Regions from separate parts of the Homo sapiens genome. Here region 1 is linked to region 2. The links are chromatin contacts, found by Hi-C or POLR2A ChIA-PET in ENCODE. All regions are on one chromosome and are shown on one strand. Each heading gives the region's core, a stretch centred on a gene start or an enhancer-like site at or near the end of the contact. The rest is flanking DNA. Distances are from core to core; before and after follow the strand shown. Region 1 has its middle 82 kb from the start of DUSP5-DT. Region 2 has its middle 36 kb from the start of DUSP5-DT.

Region 1 (2,838 bases), core at 228-2,727, 46 kb after region 2:
CATTGGGCTTCGTCACCAGGAAGAGAGATAAGGAGAAGTGATATGACCAGTGTTTCTGGTGAGTGACTTCTGTGTCCCACAACTGTGTTGGAAGATTTTCTCAGCAGACTGCAGAACATCTTATCTGAGCTCTGGTCTGAGCAGTGCCACTGATTGGCAGACATTTGCAAGTTGGTTCTGGAAGTCACTGGTAGCTGACAGCTCCAGGCCAATCTGAAAGAGGTAGGGCCCGTTTCTGCACCAGGGCAGAAGAGTGAAGCCTTTCAGGAGCTGCCTGGGGATAAGAAACAAATACTAAGAACTCAAATCACAAGTTGCCTAGCTCCAATGTGCCAGGCGACGGGCTGCACCTCTCACCCATGCAAATACATTTGTCCCTCACATGTACATAAGGAGGTTTAGCCTCATTTTATAGGTGAGGAAAGTGGTACACAGATAGTTTGACACCCCCCAAATTCCCTAGCTAGTGAGTGACAGTGCTGGGAGCAAACCCCCAAGTCTGGGATGGGGATCAGAAACTCACAGTTTTAATGAGCACCCCAGGGGATTCAGGTAATTCTGATGCAGGTGGTCCACACACCCTTCTCCGAGAAATACTCTACTACATTATACTGGGTGCAGGGGCTGGATACAGACTGAAGTAGAAATAGTTCTGACCAACAGTGGCCTTGTCATCAGCACCTGCTTTTTACCAACCTTTTACCTAACAGGTGGCTCTGCCTGAACAAGGTCTTAGAGGGGTCTCTGGACATCTGATACAGGCAAGCATCTGCCCCTTTCTTTGCTTCCATTTTCACCTCAATAGAGCAAGGGATGACATCTTGGTGCCCTTCCTGCTCTCAATCCTGTGAATCCATTACCAGCCTCTGTGACCTGAGTACCAGACCAGGAGCTCCAAGGTTGGGTCTCAGAGTGGTAAAGGGTCTTGCTTGAGTCAAACAGTTAGTAAGTAGTAAAGCCTCCTTTAGTCAGGCTGCTGGGGTCCAGATCTCCACCATCTTAACTCCCAAGCAGTGGTGTCCCCAAGGACGGGGCCATAGGAATGGTGCACATGGGTACAATAAGAGGTCATATCATCTACAGAAAAATTACAAACAATAATAAACTGACTAACAGTGATGCACCAGCAATTCTAATCAACGTCAGTGATAAACTACTTCTGTCCCCGCCACACCCCCACTAGCTTGGTATGCCACCCACTGCCACCCTCTGCCGCATTCTCTCCTGGGGTTATGTGAGTCACTGCTGTGCAGTGAGGCTTCTCAGAGGAAGGAGAGGAAGAGACCTTGTTAGGGGTGGGGGTGAGGTCTCTTCAATGTGGTCCCCATCCGGCCACACCATCTGTGACAAAGACACCCAAGAGAATGTGGTCTGGGTGACTACAGGGCTCATTTACCTCAGGCTAAAAATAGGTGCATTCCCCGCAGCAGGTGGGTGACTCAGCAGGCCTGAGGAAAGCTTCTAGATGGAGGAAGCGCAGTCTTGCCAGCCCAGGTTTCCCCCCGGTACCAGAACAACAGGAAGGGGCTGATGACGGAATTGTAGCATGCATTTCACAACCCCTTCTGCGCCTCCCAACTTTCCCCTGCTGCCGTTCCCCAAACTCCCTGTTCAAAAATTGCTGTTCAAATTCCTGAAATTGCTAGTCCAATTGAGAGCCCAAATGAGACCATGTGGCCAACTGCTCAAACTTATGGTAGCTTTCTTCCAGACCTTAAAGAGAGAGGCGAGAGAAGGTGCATGCATGTATGTGTGTGTGCACACGTGTGTGAGAGCAGGTACATGAGAAGCAGGCCACAGAGCGTCTATACTGGAGTCTGCCTTTGTCTCTGACCTCCCAACCTGGCCGCTGGCCACATACAGTGGAACCCAAGGAGGACTGCTGATGCTCTCTGATCATTTTCTGCAATGCGTTATGCCCTGGGAAATGAAAAGTGCTCCCTTCTTTCCATCCCCAGACTTTTCAGGAAGCAAGCACAGTCCTGACCTTCTAGATATATCTCCAGAGGCTCAACAGAAGCTGAGGAGTGAGGCAATTATTTGAAGAATTCAACCCCACTTCAGGCAGCTGTCTGAGCAGATTGATGCAACGGGAAGAGGCAAGACTGAGCGCCAGGACCTAGTTTCTCGTCCTGGTGCTGCCGCTCATTTGCTTTGTGACCTTGAGCAAATCAGTTTTCCTCTCGAGCCTCTAGTTTCTTTCTCCTCTGCACATCCATTTGTTATTTCTTCAACAAATACCTATTAAATGCATACTGGGCCATGCACCTGAGTATACCATGCTAGATTCAGGAACAAGCAACTATGGAGGATGAAAAATGTCCAGGAAGTCTTTGCACCTCCTCCTAACAAAAACTAGCACTACTTCTCTGTCCTTTGACTCTAGGATGACCTTGTAACTTGCTTTGACTAATGCTGCGAAAGTGACTCTTGACTTTTGCTCTCGCCCTCTTGGAACCCAGCTACCACATGAGGAAGCCCCAGCTAGTCTGCTGGAGAGGCCACATGGAGGAGAACTGAGCCTCCCTCACTGACAGCCTCCACCAACAGCCCATCAAGTTAGACTATGCAGTCCCAGTCAACAAGCCACTTGACCAAAAATGTAAGAGTGAGCCCAGCCAAAACCATCTGGAGCAGAAACAAGCCACCCTGCTGAGCCTTGACCAAACTGTCAACCCACAGAATTGTGAGCAATTACATGGTTGCAGTTTTCAGCTATTAAGTTGTGGTGGTGGCTTGTTATTGATATAATTAATGTTTATTGACAATTTCCAATGTGCCATTGACAATGCTAAATGTTTTACATATATAATTTCATTTATTCCTCCCATCAACCAT
Region 2 (2,959 bases), core at 405-2,904:
CAAGTTCCTGGGAGATGCTCCCTGGAGTCGGGGGAAGGGGTTGGCCTGGAAAATAGCCCAATGCCTAGCGGGAAAGGGAGGGTGTAAATGCGGGAAAGGGGTTCCTCTGGGAGAGTTGAACTGTCTCCTGAAATAGAGTGTGGAAAGAAAGACTGGATCAAAGTACACAGACTTTAGGGAGGTTAGTGCAGCTGAAACCCTCCACACAATGCTTGACGCTCATGTCAACACAGCACATGTAAAGGAACGGTCGCAGTGATTATTATTAATTATTGCTGTTACTGAACTGTGTCCATTTCTATAAAGGAAACGGACTATCTCAAGTTGTGCCTTTTCACAATTCTCTGCCTCATTTCAGCATCATAACAGTCCTTTGGGGCAGGTACCCTTGTTATCATAGAATTGAGGAAACCCAGCCACGGAGAGGGTGTCTTGCTCAGGTTCACACATAACTGCAGAACTGGGATTCAAATGTGGTTGGGCTCTTCCTGCTAGAATTTTGAAGTGTCTTGAAATTTCCCAGGATTCTTTATTTTTGTTAGGCAGTGCCTGTTTCCTTGAGGTTCCCAGCAGTTAAAATAACCATTAAGAAATGACAGGAGACCACAGACTTGGTTAGGAAGGAACAGGGCTGGGAAGAAGTAGGGGCACCCTTGCCTGGCTCTCCAGGAGAATCTGACCCCACAGGGGGCTACCTGGGAAGGGACAGAACCAGGGCCAAATCCTGAGGACCTCTCTTCAGCTATGAGGCCAAGTGGCTACATCTCCCTTCTGGCCTGAGAGGCTCTAGAGGGGCAGTGAACTTCTGGATGGGTCTCAGCAACAACAGAGGAAACACAGCTCCCACTCGGGCCCTATCCTCACCCTCAGGGTTGGAGCCTGGCCTCAAATCCTGATCTTCCAGGTGCCGAGCCACCTTGAGCGAAAGCAGCAGGTGTAAAAAACGCCTGACTCAGAACGGAACCTGGAGCCACCTGCCCAAGATGCCTGGGGCGGGGACCTGTCTCTTGCCCTGCCACTATGGGGATGACATCCTCCACCCTCACTCTCTCCCTTCCCCAGAATGGCACCTATGGTGTCACCATTACCACAGGCGTTTTGGGGTGGGCACTTGGGGTCAAGCCCCTTGCTCAAAGGATGACACGAAGTCTCTAATACCTTTGTGGGCCTTTATCTACTCAAGGTTGTGTGGGGGTGAATAAGCTGTTCCAGGGATGTGTTCCAGGGGCTGCAAGAAGGTGGGGAAGGCACAGGAAGAAGCAAAGATGGAACTGGAGAAAGGGTCCCAGCGTGGCCTGGGATCAGGACCTCGAGAACAGGTGGGGAAACCTGGAGGGAAAAATGGAACTGATCAGGTGCATTTCAATTGGGCCGTGGTATTTTAGGCAACACCTCTGCTGGAGAGGTTGTTGCCTGCAAAACCGGATGAAGGCAGTGCTGTCAGGGCTTGGTGCTCCGTGAACAGCCACCTGGGGTCTGCACGTGTCTTCTGCCTCCACCCACCCCCGCTCAAACCCCCTTCCCAGCACCTCCCTCTCTGCAAGGTTCCGGAGTGGCCACCCACAGAGCAGCTCTGGGCTGGGCGCTGAGTCATGAGGCTGTGGTGCCTGCCAGGGGGCGAGGGTGGCAGATGGCTTCATGTGGGCGTGAGTGAGGAGGGGGGCAGATGGGAGGGGCAGTGACCCTGGGCCCAGCAGAGATCCAGGGAAGTGGCCTGGGAGGTAGGTCCCCAACTCTTCCTTCCCCCCGTCTTCACAGCCATTTTCCAGGGATGCCCATTCCTGCTGGGGTAGCCAGCTGTGACCAGGTCAGTGTGGAAAGTGAGCCCTGGGAGACCTGAGGCCTGAGGCCCTGGGCTTCCGCTTGACCTGGCTGGGTCAGCCGTGGGAGGCAGAGCCTGGCTCTGTTTATCCAGGCCGGACACTTCCGGAGCAGATGGGCGCCTGTCAGAGCCACCAGCCAGGAACTGGGCTGACGTCCTCTCATTGCCAAGTGGCAGGTGACTCGAGGGCCTGGAGGGAACATGGGTTTGGTTTGCCTGTTTATTAGGGAACTCTCTCTCTGAGCTGGGAGCTGCCTGCACAGCTGAGTGAGCACAGGGCAGACTCTTTGACCCAAAGGGACCTGGCCCTTTCAGGCGCTGAGTGCTGGGGACTCTGTGGGGGCTCCAGGGTCTCCCCAGAAGCCATGGCTGAGCTCTGCTTTTTGCCACCCCTACCTTGGTGTATGCATTTCCTGGGGTTCCTGTGACAAAGTACCACTAACCAAGTGAGTGGCTTAAAACAGAGATGTCTTCTCTCACAGTTCTGGGGCCAGCATTGAACGCAAGGTGTCAGCAAGTCTCCTGCCAGAGGTCCTGACGGAGGGGCTGTTCCAGGCCATGCTCCTGGCTTCCGGTGGTTGCCGGCAACCCTGTGCATTCCCTGCTTGTAGAGGTATCACTCCTGTCTCTGCCTCCATCTTCACTGGCGTTCTCCCCTCGGTGTCTTCTGCATCCGTTCTCCTCTCTCTCTCTCTCTCTCTCTCTCTTTTTTTTTTTTTTTAGATAGAGTCTCGCTCTATCGCCCAGGCTGAAGTGCAGTGGCATGATCTCGGCTCACTGCAACCTCCGCCTCCCGGGTTCAAATGATTCTCCTGTCTCGGCCTCCCAAGTAGCTGGGACTACAGGCGCCCGCCCCCATGCCTGGCTAATTTTTTGTATTTTTAGTAGAGACGAGGTTTCACTGTGTTAGCCAGGATGGTCTTGATCTCCTGACCTCATGATGCACCCACCTTGGCCTCCCAAAGTGCTGGGATTACAGGTGTGAGCCACCGTGTCGGGCATCTCCTCTCTTCTTATAAGGACTCCAGTCATACTGGATTAAGGGCCCACCCCACTCAGTATAACCTCAAATTAATCACATCTGCAATGCCCTATTTCCACATGAGGTCACATTCTGAGGTTTGGGGAAGGACATGA

The links. A loop is a pair of places that touch in the nucleus more often than their neighbours do. ChIA-PET counts read pairs that join two places held with the same protein, here RNA polymerase II (POLR2A). Pooled maps may share reads with other maps.
Region 1: a map of PC-9 shows a loop between it and region 2 (7-fold over the local background). The contact joins two enhancer-like sites. A Hi-C loop is called at or near these places in 4 of 168 maps with a recorded cell type or tissue (B cell, Caco-2, OCI-LY7 and 1 more), 12 of 37 single-sample maps with no recorded cell type and 11 of 50 pooled maps. POLR2A ChIA-PET finds 5 or more read pairs at or near these places in 16 of 52 experiments (B cell, CD8-positive, alpha-beta T cell, GM10248 and 12 more).

What each region holds. Positions count from the first base shown.
Region 1 is chr10:110,413,295-110,416,132 of GRCh38, reverse strand. No RefSeq gene overlaps it. Among named protein-coding and RNA genes, the nearest start is that of DUSP5-DT, 82 kb to the left of the region's middle. RefSeq lists enhancers at 1,386-1,515, 690-1,889. Within about 2 kb of position 1,477, at least 12 of the 41 ENCODE cell types and tissues checked have a DNase peak (open chromatin) inside an H3K27ac peak, as active enhancers do; they include OCI-LY7 and PC-9, where a contact is called at or near this core.
Region 2 is chr10:110,459,237-110,462,195 of GRCh38, reverse strand. No RefSeq gene overlaps it. Among named protein-coding and RNA genes, the nearest start is that of DUSP5-DT, 36 kb to the left of the region's middle. RefSeq lists enhancers at 859-908, 919-978, 999-1,078, 1,149-1,238, 1,040-2,239. Within about 2 kb of position 1,654, at least 10 of the 41 ENCODE cell types and tissues checked have a DNase peak (open chromatin) inside an H3K27ac peak, as active enhancers do; they include OCI-LY7 and PC-9, where a contact is called at or near this core.